Linked DNA regions of Homo sapiens: region 1 is linked to region 2. A link is a loop called in an ENCODE intact Hi-C map of the cell type or tissue named here. Cell type or tissue: heart left ventricle. All regions are shown on one strand. Links, peaks and the distances in the headings refer to the core of each region. The heading gives the core; the rest is flanking DNA. Region 1 overlaps PPFIA1 (PPFI scaffold protein A1). Region 2 overlaps CTTN (cortactin).

What was found. A loop is a pair of places that touch in the nucleus more often than their neighbours do. Peaks named below come from ENCODE experiments on the same cell type or tissue, not always from the same donor. Only the 100,000 strongest peaks of a DNase experiment are listed, where the experiment ranks them.
Region 1: it touches region 2 in a loop (11-fold over the local background); 2 of 110 quality-filtered maps call a loop at or near these places.

What each region holds. Positions count from the first base shown.
Region 1 is chr11:70,328,110-70,336,438 of GRCh38, forward strand. PPFIA1 (PPFI scaffold protein A1) reads left to right here. Exons shown (of 28, transcript NM_003626.5): 8 at 2,064-2,210; 9 at 3,851-3,985; 10 at 5,361-5,444; 11 at 7,454-7,585. Among named protein-coding and RNA genes, the nearest start is that of MIR548K, 48 kb to the left of the region's middle. RefSeq lists a silencer at 1,263-1,399. In heart left ventricle, for the core only: no CTCF peak of the experiment used is centred there; no DNase peak of the experiment used is centred there.
Region 2 is chr11:70,406,037-70,414,365 of GRCh38, forward strand. It overlaps CTTN (cortactin), which reads left to right. Exons shown (of 18, transcript NM_005231.4): 3 at 1,262-1,348; 4 at 1,482-1,555; 5 at 3,795-3,924. The coding sequence starts at 1,262. Among named protein-coding and RNA genes, the nearest start is that of CTTN, 12 kb to the left of the region's middle. In heart left ventricle, for the core only: no CTCF peak of the experiment used is centred there; a DNase peak (open chromatin) is centred at 4,455; H3K27ac peaks cover 3,202 bases.

The DNA.
Region 1 (8,329 bases), core at 275-8,274, 78 kb before region 2:
GTACACGTGTAGGTCTGTTACATAAGTAAACTTGTGTCCTGGCGGTTTGTTTTACAAATTATTTCATCACCCAGGTACCAAGCCTAGTTATTTTTCCTGATCCTCTTCTTCCTCCTATCCTCCACCCTCCACCCTTTGATAGGCCCCAGTGTGTGTTGTTCCCCTCTGTCTGTCCCTGTGTTCTCATCAGTTAGCTCCCACTTATAAGTGAGAACATGAGGTATTTTGTTTTTCTGTTTCTGTGTTTGCTAAAGATAATGGCCGCCAGCTCCATCCATGTCTCTGCAAAGGACATGATCTCATTCTGTTTTATGGCTGCATAGTATTCCATGGTGTATACGTACCACATTTTCTTTATGGAGTCTATCATTGATGGGCATTTAGGTTGATTCCTTGTCTTTGCTGTTGTGAATAGTGCTGCAGTGAACATACGTGTGCGTGTGTCTTTATAATACAACGATTTATATTCCTTTGGGTATATACCCCGTAATGGGATTTCTGGGTTGGTATTTCCATCTTTAGGTCTTTGAGGAATCTCCACACTGTCTTCCACGATGGTTGAACTAATTTACCCTCCCACCAAGAGCAGGAAAACATTCCTTTTTCTCCACAACCTCACCAGCATCTGTTACTGATTGACTTTTCCACAATAGCCATTCTGACTGGTGTGAGATGCTGTCTCATTGTGGTTTTGATTGGCATTTGTCTAATCGGTGATGTTGAGCTTTTTTCCCCTATCACTTGTAATATTTAGACTTTGCTAACTTTAGTCATTTTATAAATAGGGAACAACTTGAAAATAGTGAATTCTGGGGGTGGAGGACAGGTATTTCTCAAGCAAAAAGTTCTGGTCCTAGCCTTAAGTGTTTGAAACTGTATAGTAATCATCTTGTAGACTTCAGGTAGTTGCATCCAATTAAATTAAACTGGTACTTCTGTTTCCATTTGTCAATATGCTTGAGTCTTGTAATTGTATGAGAGTTCATCCAACCCTTATCCTAGAAAGTGAGACTTGTATCTCACTACTGTGTCCACTGAGAGAGGCCGCACCCTGTCCTGTGTGAGACCATTTGTAGCGTGAGGCAGACGTAGACTGCGTCTTCTTTGAGGACACTTTCACCTCCTTGAAAAATATTTAGATATTTGAGTGTATATATTTTTATAATATTATGTAGAAACAGGAAAGCTTGGTCAACTGAGTGGCCAGACATAGTATTAAGAGAGACAAGTCTTTGTTAATCGTATAGGTGAATATTTATGGTATTTGAGGTAGTTACATTTTCATTCACATTTGAGAAAATTGACATCTTCATCAATTTAATTTTGAGGACATTATTATTTATTTATTTATTTTTGAGACAGGATCTCTCTCTGTTACCCAGGCTGGAGTGCAGTGGCGCCATCATAGCTCACTGCAGCCTTGAACTGCTGGACTCGAGCAATCCTCCTGTCTCAGACTCCCAAGTACCTGGGACTACAGGGGCGTGCCACCATGCGTGGCTAATTTTTGTTTCTTTAAAATGTTTTTGGCCAGGGACACTGGCTCACGCCTGTAATCCTAACACTTTGGGAGGCCAAAGGAAGGCCAAGGAGGATCTCTTGAGCCCAGGAAACTCAAGACCAGCCTGGGCGATATAGTAAGACCTCTATTTCTACAAAAAATTAAAAATTAGTTGGATATAGGAGTGTGCGCTTGTAGTCCCAGCTACTGGGAAGATTGAGGTGGAAGGATCCCTTGAGCCTGGGAAGTCAAGGCTGTGGTGAGCCTTGATTGCACCACAGCATTCCATCCTAGGTGATAGAGGGAGACTCTGACTCAAAAAACAAAATAAAATATTTTTGTAGAGACAAGGTCTTGAACTCCTTGCCTGAAGCCATCCTCCCGCCTTAGCCTCCCAAAGTGCTGTGATTATAGGAGTGAGCTGCTGTATCTGGCCTGAGGATGCTAATTTTTAATTTGATTGGAAATTTGGGATTTACTTCAGTTTTTTTCTCTCTTAAGTATCTTAATGTGTAATCGTTAATTACCTACTTTTTTGTCCCCTCTGAAATACCTAATTTAGGCCATGGCCCAAAAGGAAGATATGGAAGAGAGAATCACTACTCTTGAAAAACGCTACCTCGCTGCACAGCGTGAAGCCACATCTGTGCATGACCTCAATGATAAACTTGAAAATGAAATTGCAAATAAAGATTCTATGCATCGACAGGTAATGGATTTTATCGACCTTTGTCTGGCTTTAGTTAATTATTAATGAAGTTAAAGACCCTTTTTCTCTCACTTTCATGTTGGAAATCAAGTCCAAATATCAAGTTTTTATGACCTTAGAATATTATGTTCAAGACATGTGGGAGTTCCTTCAGTTTAGAGGTTTTGATTACGTAGGATTTGATTTAACCAATTTTGTCCTCAGTTTTTTCTTTTGTTGTAATTGAAAGTTAATCTATTGCTTGTTAGCATTTTTACCAAAGGAGCAGAGAGTGGCAAAGAACTTCAAGGCAATTGGCTATTTGTAACTAAGTGGGAGCACTATGATACATGAATAGTATGACAAATGAAGTCTTGGTCGGATGCGGTGGCTCATGCCTGTCATTCTAACACTTCGGGAGGCTGAGGTGGGAAGATCGCTTGAGCCCAGGAATGTGAGAACAGCCTGTCTCTACAGAAAATTAATAAATTAGCCGGGCATGGTGGCATGTGCCTTTAGCCCTAGCTACTCAGGAGGCTAAGGAGGGAGGATGACTTGAGCCCTGGAGTTCAAGGCTTCATTGTGCTATGATTGTGCCACTGGACTCCAGCCTGGGCCACAGAACGAGACCCCGTCTCTAAAATAAAAAATGCGGCCAGGCGCGGTGGCTCACACCTGTAATCCCAGCACTTTGGGAGGCCGAGGCAGGTGGATCATGAGGTCAGGCATTTGAGACCAGCCTGACCAACATGGTGAAACTGCGTCTCTACTAAAAATACAAAAATTAGCTGGGCTTGGTGGCGCGCATCTGTAATCCCAGCTGCTACTCAGGAGGCTGAGGCAGGAGAATCGCTTGAACCCAAGAGGCGGAGGTTGCAGTGAGCCGAGATTGTGCCACTGCACTCCAGCCTGGGTGACACAGCTAGACTCCGTCTCAAAAAAAAAAAAAAGGCAGTGAAGTCTGTAGTAAGAAATTGGGTCTCCTGTGGTTTCGTAAACCATACTTATTCTTGTAATTACGAGTATCACTGTATTCCAGCCTGGGTGACAGAGCAAGACTCTGTCTTTAAACAAACAAAAAAAAAGCTTCTTAAAAGTTATTTAGGAAAAGCAAACACTTTGACAAGAGGTGTTTTGCACATTGAAACCAAGACCAGGAAAGTGGGCATGTACTCCTGGCAGCAAGAAAACCTTACCCAGGCCGGGCACAGTGGCGCACACCTGTAATCCCACCACTTTGGGAGGCTGAGGCGGGTGGATCACTTGAGGTTAGGAGTTCAAGACCAGCCTGGCCAACATGCCGAAGTCCTGTCTCTACTAAAAATACAAAAATTAGCCAGACCTGGTGGCACATGCCTGTAATTGCAGCTACTCAGGAGGCTGAGGCAGGAGAATTGCTTGAACTCAGGAGGTGGAGGTTGCAGTGAGCCAAGATTGTGCCACTGCACTCCAGCCTGGGTGACAAAGCGAGACTATGTCTCAAAAACAAAAACAAAAACAAAAACAAAAACAAAAACCTGACCCAGAAGCAACTCCCATCACTGTAGCTCTTCCATCATGACTCTCTTAGTCTGTATCTGCATTTCAGTTTGTTTCAATCTGTTAAAAACTGATCAGCTAGAAGATTTGTTGCATTTTGATGCTTTGCTCTCATTTTATAGACTGAAGATAAAAACCGCCAGTTACAGGAGCGCTTGGAATTGGCAGAGCAAAAGCTGCAACAGACACTGAGGAAGGCAGAGACGCTCCCGGAGGTGGAGGCGGAGCTGGCCCAGAGGGTGGCAGCGCTTTCCAAGGTAGTGCCATGAGCTTCATTCTGGTTCGGCTGCCAGGCCTGTGACTGTGCCTTGCCTGTGTACCTTGTTTGTCACTGTTCTTATTACATCAGCACCTAAATCCGTGGAAGAGCACGGATTTGGTTTGAGTGCTCTTTCATCTGAGATTGGAACACTTTGTAAATGCCAGACATGATCCTTTTATCCCGAAGTCTACCTTGGTTTTGTGAGCTGTATACTATTTGTCCACGGCATGTGTGATCTGAGAGTTACTGCTTCTTAGAATTGTTTTGGTCACCAGCTTAAGCATAGGATAGAAGTCTCTGTAAAAGAAGGGTAGTTTTTCTCAGAAATAGGAAGATGCCGTTCTTTTAAAAACACCATCAAGATAAATTCTTCATAAACACATTTTTAAGTAATTTTATTATTTTGAAATTACTTAAAAATGTATTTTTAAGTAATATTTATTATTTTGAAATTACTTAAAAATGTGTTTTTAAGTAATATTTATTCATTTGTCCAACAACTGTTGACTAGGCATGTGCAAGACACAGTCCCTCCAAGTTCTCCCCATTCATGAGGGAAGCAGCTAAAGAGGCAAATGCTGTCATAGGTCCTGGGATCGGCGAGTACCCAGGGAGCGCATCACCGGGCACAAACCCAGCCTCTGGGGCGTGGGGAGCCCAGCACTGCAGTGCCAGGCAGGCGAGCAGCAGGAGCTGAGGCCCCTGTCTGTCGTCCTGAGTCTTCTTGCTCAAGCTTTTCAAGCTGCTGGGGAGGGCATCCTTCTGGACCATTCAGATGGTTTTAGGGCTCACACACCTGTTCCTTCTAGCAAGTTTGTTGCTAACAGCTGTAAGAACCTATCCTCCCACTCCATGATCTGCTTTTAAAGTCTCGATTTCTTTTCTCCCCTGTTATCTTTCCTGTCCCTTGTCGGCTTTGTAGTCTGACCTTTTGTCTTCTGGGAGCTCTGCTGCTAAGGAAGCTAAACTGTTGGAACTTACTTCCAAGCTTAGGAAGGTAGAATGGGTGCACTGCTCCTTGCTTGTGCTTGCCGCTGCTTTCTGCTTTCCATGCTTACTAACCAGAAGCAGTCCAAGGATGGGAGAATCACGACTCCATTGAGATTGGGCATAGGGGTTGGGGGGAAAACACCCAGTCAGTCGCCAGCAGCAGCCATGCTTCAGAATCACCAACACAAGAGGGCTAGCCACCTCATGGCCCAGCACGTGAAGCCCCGTAGGCTGTGTTGATGGATGAGTACATGCTTTCCATTTAGTATGGCGGAGCAGCCCACGCAGAGCATGTTGTGCCTGTTGCCACTGCAGTGGTATGCAGCATGTCGTTAATGAAGTGTAAGGATGACGTCAGCGTACGCTGTTTCTGCTGACAGGCTGAAGAGAGACACGGCAACATTGAAGAAAGGTTACGACAGATGGAAGCACAGTTGGAGGAGAAGAATCAAGAACTGCAGCGGGTGAGCATGCAGCCCTGAGGGTGGGGGCGCTGAGTGGGTGCTGCAAGGTCATTGCTCGGCTGTGGGGAGCTCAGGGCCTCCCACCCCTGACTGAGATGTTGGTCCTCCAGCTCAGTTCTGGTCGCGTGCATTTGTTTTGCACCCTCATCTGTGAGTCGCCTGCTAATGCGTACATCCCACACAGTAGTTGTTTTCAGTCAGTATTGGGAGCTGCGGAAGAAATTTGAGATCCTAGGCAGTACTTCAGGTGTCCAAAAATGCTTCTTGCTTGTCTAGCGGCCTATCAGGGGAACTGTTCTAGGTAGCTGTGGTACCGGCGTGGCCCCCCTACCCCCTGCAAATGTAGAGGCAGGTCCATTGTCCTGAATGACTAGTCCACTTTTCTAGGATATGGCACTGAATTCCCACATGCAGGTCAGAGGCCTGACCTCTGTCCCAGGTTAAAATACTCCAAACATAATGGCGTGTTGGAATGAATGTTTCTAAGCAAGAGCAACACCGTAATTGAGCTACAATAAAAAGCACTAGGAAGGAGTGTGGCAGTGGAGACTTCTGTCCATTGAATCCTAAGATTGTTTTCCTGAAAGAGTTGGGTGGATGTCAATATGGAACATCCAGGAAAAAGATATAGCAAGAGCAGTCCCAGGGCCAGCTGGTACCAGGCCTGGGGTTTGGGGTAGATTTCTCTTTAACAAGTAGGTGGAGAAAGGAAGCATGCAGCGTCTAATTTTAGAACTCTTGCACCGTCACATCAGCCCACTTTATAACATTAATTTAAGGCTACTAGATTTTGTTTTCACCAGAAATCTGTATTCTTGGCCATGCCCTGCAGAGAATCAAAGGAGCTTCTGGGAAACGACGATTCCGACTCCCAGTGAGAGGGTGCATTTTAGGCAGTCCCCACCTCCCCTTCCAAAATGCACACTCATGCTCACAGACACAACAGTGAACTTTAAGCTGTGTTCTTTAAAAATTATTTAAATGCTGACGGAAAATAAGCACAAAGAAGGATATTGTTTCTTTCCCAAGAGGAAGTATGCGATACTCCGTATGGCACATGATGTGCTGGACCCTTTCAGGTAATGATAGTTGCTACATGTTAGACCTTATGAGAAAAGGAGAGGTCACTACCCATGTTTTCCCAGTGCAGAAATTGGGCGCACGGGGTTCGAATGCACTGCTGATGGCGCGGTCTCATGGCTGTCTCCTCCTGCCTGGGCAGCATGACTCGGGTGCACGTCGTAACCCCGTGCCATTGCCTCCTGCCTGGGAGGAGCCCCCTGAGCACTGCAAGGGCACTTGGGCGATGAGGGCATGGAGGTGCCACCTGGACAGGTGCCACCTACTGACACTTCCTGTCCCTTTCTGCCTGTCATTTGAGAAACAAAGGTTTTAAACCATGAATTTGATTATGGTTTTATAAAATAATAGACATGTCAGTTTTGTTACTACATATTAAAATTACTTAAGGTAATTATTTATAATTTTTGAATGTAAATTTCCATTACGAGAAATTTAAGCAACATAAAGATATAAAGAAAAAATATGAAGGTCTCTCTAGCACAATTTTTTTTTCCAAAACAAACTTTTTAACTTTTTTGCTTTGTAAATTAAGTTCACCCTTCCTCCCCAAATCCAGACCCAAGCTTTTAGTTACACAAGGGGAAATTCCTCTACCAGCGTGGAGACAGGCTCATCCTCTAAATATCTGCTATAAATCTGCTCCTTAAGTCCCTCTGACAGTTAACAACTAGTGACATTCCTGAGGAGTCCTGTGGCAGGAGCAGTGGGACCTTCTAGTTAATGACCTTTCCAAGACTTGTCCCGTGCTCCCTGTGTCCATGAGTTGGTTCTGGTCACCATGCAAAAGTCCACTCAAGATGGCAGTGTGGGGAGCAACTGGGGGAGGGGAGGGCACACATGGGGCTCACCCTGTTGGTCCTTGTGCTTTTAAAATAATGATCGAGGATTTACGTGAGGTTTATAAGACTTTGTTTCTCCTGCTTTAGGCAAGGCAAAGAGAAAAAATGAACGAAGAACATAATAAACGTTTATCAGACACTGTTGACAAGCTGCTTTCAGAATCTAATGAGAGGCTTCAACTTCATCTTAAAGAGAGAATGGCTGCTTTGGAAGATAAGGTAAGTTAGATAACACGGACATGCTGGAGCTTTCCCACCCTCTGCCAAAAGATTGCTCATCTGCCCCTGAGCAGGCGTGTGTAACAGTGGTTAGCAGCTGTTACCGAAAATGGGAATTATTCTTTAAAGTGGAAAAGGTATGCACAGTTATCCAGTCACTGAATTAACTTATTGTTTGCTAAGTCCATGCCCCATTTGTGTGTATGGGAAATTGTTTATCATTCTTATTCTCTAGAATGAGAGTAGGTAAGTGGTTTTTATAAAGGGCCAGATTGTAAATATTTTAGGCTTTTAGTAGTTATGAGTAATTAAATAATTTTATGCCAATCAAGTCATTAGCACAAAAGCAGCCATAAATAACGTGTAAATGAATGAGTCTGGCTATGTTCCAATAAAATTCATTTGTAGAAACAAGCAGTGGGCTGGTTTTGGCCGTCAGGTTCTAGTTTGCCAGCCCCTGCACTAGGATCATTTTTTGGGCCCAACCCTCACCCCTTTATTATTCATGCATTGGAAGTTAATTTCTGGCTGGGCGTGGTGGCTCACGTCTGTAATCCCAGCACTTTGGGAGGCTGAGGCAGGCAGATCACTTCAGCCAGGAGTTCAAGACCAGCCTGGCCAACATGGCCAAACGCCATCTCTACTAAAAATATAAAAATTAGCCAGGCCTGGGGGCACCCGCCTGTAGTCCCAGCTACTTGAGAAGCTAAGGCATGAAAATCGCTTGAACCCAGGAGGTGGAGG
Region 2 (8,329 bases), core at 235-8,234:
TCCGTTCTGAGATTCTAGTTCATCTGTTTTCTAAAATCCTGGCAAAAGCAGATCACTCTGGAAATTCTTGCCATGCTTTGGGCATTGACAGAAGGTTCCAGGGGCACTGTTAGTCCTGCTACACCCCTTGGCAGACGGTTCTTCCCCAAGAGACAAAGTCGCACCTAGAAATTTGAGAGCACGCTGCCCTGATTGGTCCCTCACTGTCACATTGGATTTGGACTTGAGACCCAGCCAGGCTGGAGGGAGAGGAGCCAGATGGGACATTCTCAAGCTGCGAAGGGGTTTTGTCCAGTCCTGATTCAGGGCGCTAGAGTCCCAACATGGCACCTGAGAAAAAGTGAATTGGGTGTCCTCAGTTCAGACCCCTGGGCACAGCTTATGGTTGTTTGATTTAAAATAATCTCTCAGTTGCTCTGTGGCCTATGTGTAATTGTATTACTATTTCTGTGGAAAAGGAATCACTTCTTTTTATACATAGTTTGAAAAAAAAAAAAAAACCTTAAAATTTTATATTTTACCACTGCAGTTACAAGAATTGTCTTGTTAGGGTTTACAGATGTGCCATTGTTCTGTATAACAGAGAAAACCTTCCAGTCTTCAAGGGCTGAGGGAGAAGGTGGCTGCCCACTTGCAGAGCTGCCTGATAGAGGAAAAGGTGGCATTTTATATTCCTGTTTTCTTCCAAGTAGAGAGTAAAGCAATTCTCCAATAAACTACTTGAAACATTTATTAAATTGTAAGTCTGAATTAGGAAAATTATTGTTATGGTTTCAGTAAGCACTTGAAATCAAAATGGGTGCACTTTTTAAAAATGTGTGATAAAATACACATACCATGAGATTTACCATTAGTAACATTTAGTATATTTATAATACATAATCCAAAATGGTGCTTTTATTTTTGGTTGGAAACTATCATCATATGATTGAACAGAACAGGAATATGTTCTTAATGAATAAATAAGTGCACACACGACTTTTTTATTTTCCAGAAAATTTTCTCACTCAAGGTGAAGCCAAATAGTATTTCCAGTATATTTCTGACGTCAGGTGACGGCAGTGTTAGAACCCCGAGGTGAAATTTCTTTTACTCCTGTGGTTGTCAGTCAGGCTTATGGATCATGAAGGATTGGCTGGTCCTGCAGCCTCGTCCTCCTGGGTTGCCTAGAATCTCGGTAGTTTTGGCCAAAGGGCTCATCTGCTGGCCTCTGTGGATGGCGCCCTGAGGCCTCCGTAACCCTCCCCGGCTGCTCTTTCAGATGTGGAAAGCTTCAGCAGGCCACGCTGTGTCCATCGCCCAGGATGACGCGGGGGCCGATGACTGGGAGACCGACCCTGATTTTGTGGTAGGAGCCGCCAGCCTTTGCTTTCCTCTTTCATGAAGTGGAAGTGGCTCTCCTGGGTTTTTCTTTGATGGGGTGGTGGTTTGTCTGTGTCACAATCCAGGCTGTGAGATTTACTGGTCGCTTTTCTTTTCAGAATGATGTGAGTGAGAAGGAGCAAAGATGGGGTGCCAAGACGGTGCAGGGCTCCGGGCACCAGGAGCATATCAAGTAAGAGGCGTCGCCACCACCCTCCCGAGGGCCCCTCTGCGGATGGAGCCCCAGGTGCAACAGGGCCCATGGTCATCTGTGGAGGGACAGCCCGTGTGGAAACTGCATTTATCTTCTTGACCTGATACCCATGCAGTAAATGAATATAAGACACACACATATATGTGTATTTGTGTAATGTGTGTGTTTATATGTGTATATTTAGATACTTCTGTGCTCAGTAATTTTTAAATTCCCATTGCAAACAATTTCCGTATTTATAATTTTAGAGTGTCCGCTTCTCAGTATTGTGGCTTTTATCAGGGAACATTTGTCCCTAAGCTCTACCTTACAAGCGAGAGGTTTCTAAAGTATGAGATGTCTGAATAACTGAGACCTTAAATGCCCTGTCCCTTTTTTTATTATCTGGAAATGATTATGTGTTAATAGTGAGGTACTGTGAGCTTTGTGTTCTTATCGAAAGCCCAGAGTTGGGCACTGAGTGAACCCTGTCATTGTTTCTCACTTGGCACTATCTAAAATGCCAGCTCTTGGGGCAGTTTTTTTTTTCGTCAGAAAGTGTAGATAAAAGGAACTTTTAAAATATGCTCAGACTTTTATTTTAGGCCACGCTGGGTTCAGAGTGGATCCTCCTTTCCCTGGCTGTGAAGGCAGCACCACTGACCCGGTGACCGCCTCAGTATCCCGGGAAGACTGTCCCGCTTGACCACGGTCCCTTCAGCTGAGAAAGATTTAGTCCTTCCTCCAGAAAAGAAGGCACAGCCTGCACAATGGCTTTTTATTTTGTTGTTAAAGATTTATTTATTTATTTATTTATTTATTTTGAGACAGGGTCTCACTCTGTCACCCAGGCTGGAGTGCAGTGGTGCAATCATAGCTCACTGCAGCTTTGACTTCCTGGGTTCAAGCGATCCTCTCACCTCAGCTTCCTGAGTAGCTGGAACCATGGGCGCACACCACAATGGCTAGCTAAGTGCTTTTATTTCTTGTAAAGATGAGGTCTTGCTTTTGTTGCTCAGGCTGGTCTTGAACTCCTGGGCTCAGGTGATTCTCCTGCCTCAGCCTCCCAAAGTGCTGGGATCACAGGTGTGTGCCGCCGCACCTGGCCCCCAGTGGCTTTTTATACACAAGTTTTAGTCCCTCTCTGGCTTGCTCAGCACACTCCCTTCCACAGAAGCAGCTTCGGAACTCCGGTGGCCGTGCGGCTGCCCAGGACAAGAGACTGGAATGGGGCTGACTTGGGAGTCCACTGTAGCCTTGGGTATTTGCTATGGCGTTAAGCAGACTCCTGAATTCGTTGAGTCATCATACCTCTTCTCATCTCTTCTGTTCCCTGTGGCTTCAAAACATGTCTCGGAGGGTGGCTTGGAGAAAAAACAACTCTCCAGTACAAAACCCTTGGGCTGGTTAGGATTCAGAGAGGAACACATGGGGAATAAGCCCATTCTTCATGCTCTGGGGCCTTCCCAGGTTTTAGGAGTGGTGTCTTTCTTTCTCCTGCTCATAAGGGTATTGGGCGGTTTCCAAGCCTGGTTTGTATTTCATCTTCAATTCTAGGATTGTCGTCCAGATGTCAAAGGTGGCGTCCTGGTGTCTCCTGGGCAGAAAGTCCGAATGCCAAAGTGGCCTTCTTATCACTCTGGGGTCTCTCAATGACAGCTGTGTCTGGCCTACCAGATTTGAGCAAACCTTGTCATCTGTTTCATTATCTGCTGTATTAAAATTTTTTAATGGCATTTAGATGTTAAATTCTGAAACGCTTTCCTCTCATCTTTGAATGTATAAAAAAGCTGGAGTACTTCAAGTACAGACGAATCATCTGAATGTTCAGCACCACTGGACTTCTGCCAGTGGCCGAGGAAGGGACCATAGCCTCGTGTTTCCCCCTCTACCTCTGGATGATTACAGACTAGCTTTCCTATTTTCTGCGTGTGAAATAAAGGTCAGGCTTCAGTAGAGCCATCTTTAGCGGGGATTTGGGATGATCCCAGTGTCTGCCTTCAGATTCGTGTTCTGTCTCCCACAGAGCATGCGTCTGATACTGCAGACTGCCGAAGTGGGTGTACCAGCCGGCAGAATAGTCAGGAAGGCACAGTGCAGGGAGAGAATCGGTGAACATCAGATAAGCAGATTTACAAATTTACAAAGATAATGTCACCTGTTCTTATTTATCATACCAGGAGGCAAAGCTGCACGTCTGTTTTATTGATCTGTTCCTATTTTCATCTCTTCCATCAAGCATACACAAGCTGAGGGAGAATGTCTTTCAAGAGCATCAGACCCTTAAGGAGAAGGAACTTGAAACAGGACCAAAAGCTTCCCATGGCTATGGAGGGAAATTTGGTGTGGAACAAGACCGAATGGATAAGGTAAGTGGCCCGCGGCTGCCTATGCCAGGCTCCTGGTGTGCTTGGACCACTAGACTGGGTGGCAGAGTCGTCCCTCAGTCTTTCCTTAGATCAGCAGTTTTGAGTCCATCTGCTGAGGTTGCGATTTGCCCGGAGTAGACCCCTGTTGATTGGACTTACTCATGAAGTACTCTAGCTTTCTTCAAAGCTCTTTAGGAATCCTCAGAGGTGCTGGAGCACGGGTGTTAGTGGGGAGGCCCAGAGAGGGAGATTGGCCCTCAGAGGCAGCCTTGTGATAGGACAGAAGTCCAGAAGCATCCTGGCTCTAGGTGTCATCACTGTCAATGCCTGTGGTTCCAGTCTGTAGCCTAAGTCATGCCAGTCCGAAGACCAAAGTCAAATCTGTAGGTCCCCATGGTTCACAGCACACACGGAATCCAGCCAAAGGCCTGGCTAACATCCTTCATGCGTTCAGTGACCATCAGAGCAGTCTCCCTCGTGTAAATTCGGCGCGTACCAGGCTGGGGACAGTGCTCACTCTATTCGAGAGGTCTGGGCAAGCCTCCCAGCAGCTGTCATTGATGGGATGCAGACTGCCACGCAGACGTTGATTGAGGACGTTGGCCAAATGCATCCGGCTGCACCCGTGCTTTAGGTCCTCTCTACCTTAAGAAAGGGAGCCACGTTAGCTCAGGAGGGCTACCTTTTCCTTCCTGGAGAGAAGATGGAAGAGATCGCAGTGTGTTTGCATGTTTCTTCAGTAAAACAGACATCCTGGAGGTGAACTTTTGAGTCTGAGCAACATAAGCTTGTTCTGACCTGACAGATGCTTGCCTTTACTCTGTGGAAAGAAGTGTGTTAGCCAGTGTCGGATTCCAGCCGGTAATTCCATACCCCTCTCCCACCTCATGCACCAGCCAGATGAACATTTGAGCTGGGCACGGGATGATGTTGCCGTGTCACAGTGAGCTGCACCTTGCTCTGTCCCCCGCAGAGTAGATGATGTGGTGGGCCGGCAGGGCACCCCAAACCACGACCATAAATAGCCTGGGGGAGGAGTGGGGTGAGGGACCTTCTGCAGGAAAGAGACATGGATGTTGCTGCGTCACTACCACAGAGATGCCCTGACACCGAGAAGAGCAATGTGTGCAGAATCATCATCTTTGGAGTCTAAAAAAAGTCTGGTAGCTTTTAGGAGTGTAAACAGGCAGACGGACCCCTGAGTTCAGTGCAGCGAGCGAAGCAAGTGCACACGGACAGACGGAATCCATGTGTTCAGTGCAGCGAGCGAAGCGTGTGCACACGGACAGACGGAATCCATGTGTTCAGTGCAGCGAGCGAAGCGTGTGCACACGGACAGACGGAATCCATGTGTTCAGTGCAGCGAGCGAAGCGTGTGCACACGGACAGACGGAATCCATGTGTTCAGTGCAGCGAGCGAAGCGTGTGCACACGGACAGACGGAATCCGTGTTCAGTGCAGCGAGCGAAGCGTGTGCACACGGACAGACGGAATCCATGTGTTCAGTGCAGTGAACGAAGCAAGTAGATAGGAGCCTTTCCCACTGCAGACTGAGGCGAGCCCTGTGCTTAGGGGGCTTGTGGGGAGTTAGCGCAGAGAGACATTTATTCTAAAAATGGGGCTCCCTGCTGTGGGTTGGGAAAATTACATATTGGGGAAAAGAAAGGCAACGTGTCAGGAGAGCCTGGTAGGGAAGCTGCTGTGGCTTCTCTGCTGCTGCTCGGCCTGCACCTTTTTTCAGCGCGAATCTCGCTCACCCTAGAACCTGCAGCTCAGGCCTTCCCGAGTGCCAGGAGCTCCCTGGAAGAGCCCTCACTTCCCTCTCTCCTGTGCGGTCTCCACAGCAGCCTCTGCTTCCCTCATGAGCTGTCCTTGCCTCATCCTGCTGTCCTTCCCAGGGAGACTCCCCTCCGGGCTGGGCTTTTCAAGGGTCGGGACTTGTCATCCTCACCTTGTGCCTGGCTCAGTGCCACGTGCCCCCCCCTTAGGCCAGTGCTCTCATGGAACCAAGGAGGCTTATGGAGCCTTGCTCTCACCTCTCAGCCGGCAAGTTGGAGAGCTGTCCTAGCAGGGCGAGTCCAGCAAGGGATGCTGCTGCTGCTCAGTCCCAGCTGGCATCGGGGCCAGGTTAGCGCTCAGCTCAGGTCAGCACCATGGGACAGATACGTTGTCAAAAATAACTCAGGGCCAGGTACGGGACTGGCACCTGTAATCCCAGCATTTTGGAAGGCCGAGGCAGGATGATCTTATCAGCCCAGGAGTTTGAGACCAGCCTGGGCAACATAGCAAGACCCTATCTCTACAAAAACATAATTAACTGGGCATGGTGGTGCACACCTGTAGTCCCAGCTGCTTGGGAGGCTAAGCTGGGAGGATCACCTGAACCTGGGAGGTGGAGACTGCAGTGTCCTGTGATCGCACCATTACAGTCCAGCCTGGGCGACAGAGAGAGACGCTGTCTCAGGAAATAAATAGATTAAACTCAGATTCCAAACCGAAGGGGAAACGGCTTAAGTTATTTGTAACTTGCCCACTCCAGAAACTAAAAAAAAAATAAAAAATTGAAATCTCTGCGTTAAGACTTGAGGAATATGTGCTAGAGACTTCCAGAACAAAAGAAGACATTGAGGACAAGCACACGCGAGAGGAGCCTGGACGGGCTGTCAGGATTCTGTTTATGCTGGGGCCTGAGCACACTGCACCTTTCCCTTGCGGCCAGCGGTGGCTGCATCCATCACGCGGGGCAGGCTTCCTTCTTGATCCCTTGTCTCCTTGCATCCCGTAGCCCTGAGTCTACATATTCAGGCTTCAAGATACAATCTCCCCAGCGTGATTGTTTAATAACAGATTTTGTCAATGTGAAATCGAAGGCAATTTTGGAGATGAATCCCTTTCAATCAAAAAGCTGGAAACTTTGCCTAGTTGTCATTCTGGGCATGTCTTTAGATCAGTTTTCCTGTAACTTCCTTCTGATGAAAACTCATGCTGGGGAATCCCTTTGGCACGTCTGCCTCTGCCACTCCTTCATCTCTGTTTTCTGGGTGAGACCCCGGAGGACACGGATGGGCAGTCTCTGCCACAGAGGGTTTGGAGGTGATGGCTCATGTGGAAAGAGAGTCAGCTGCCAACCTCAAAACAAACGTGGGAAGAAGAGGGCGCAGCACAGGCCCAAGGCTTAGGGCAAGACCTGCTTTTTCAATAGGGGAAATAGTGGACACTCTCTGAGTTGCCTGCTGCGTCAGCACCGGTGTGGGATGCTGCTTGGGTTAGCAGGTTAGCATGAGTGGCTCCACATGCTAGAGGGAGTGAGAAGAGGGGTCCCGATGTGCCGTGGACTTTCTCCACGCCCTCTGCTGGGCCATGTGCCCGCACTGTCTGTGAAGGAGTCCTTGACCCGGCTCTGCTGTGAGGAGGGAGCCTCAGAACCCTGGGGCCTCGGTGTCAGGACTGGAGCAGGGCCAGTGCTTTGAGGTAGGAGATCTTTTCCACTTTGTGGACCAGAGGGTCTCTCAATAGAACTGCCGAACGGAGTTGCTGAATCACACAAGCAGCTGTGGACAGCACACCTGTGAATGGCTGTGGCTGTGTCCCAGAGGCGTTATTTACAGAAGAGCTGGGTGCCGGGTCTGGAAAGCCCAGGGGAACCTTGGGCTTTACCTGCTGGCTTTGGCGAACAGAAGGTCCCCAAACCTGTGTGCGCTGATGGGGGCTGACGACATTAATGATGCTGAAATGAGCTGGCATGGGAGCCGGCAGCTGGCTCCTGCCTGAACAGGGTGCTGCTCAGCGGAAATCCAGTGTGAGCCTGTGTCTTGCAGACTATTTTTGTTTATAGTCTATTAGAACAAAATAGTTTGCTGGCAGACTATTTTTTGTGCCGATTCTTTGGTCATGTGATTCACAGAGGTCCCACTTCAGTAGATGCCAGCAGTCTCCACACCAGCGGGTCTCACGGATCCTGCCACAGGCTGCCAGCTCTGTGTACCTTCTTCATGCCCGGTCGTGTCAGAAATCCCCACTGGTGGCCCCGACCTGTGTCCAGGGTTCGTGTGCAGCTTCCAGGAGCCCAAGGGCTGGGGTGGGCCGTGAAAGCCTGCACCAAGGGCTGGGCGCGGTGTCTCACGCCTGTAATCCCAGCACTTTGGGAGGCCGAGGCGGGTGGATCACAAGGTCAGGAGATGGAGACCATCCTGGCTAACACGGTGAAACCCCGTCTCTACTAAAAATACAAAAAATTAGCCAGGCATGGTGGCGGGTGCCTATAGTCCCAGCTACTCGGGAGGCTGAGGCAGGAGAATGGCGTGAACCTGGGAGGCGGAGCTTGCAGTGAGCCGAGACCCCGCCACTGCACTCCAGCCTGGGCAACAGAGCAAGACTCTGTCTCAAAAAAAAAAAAGCCTGCACC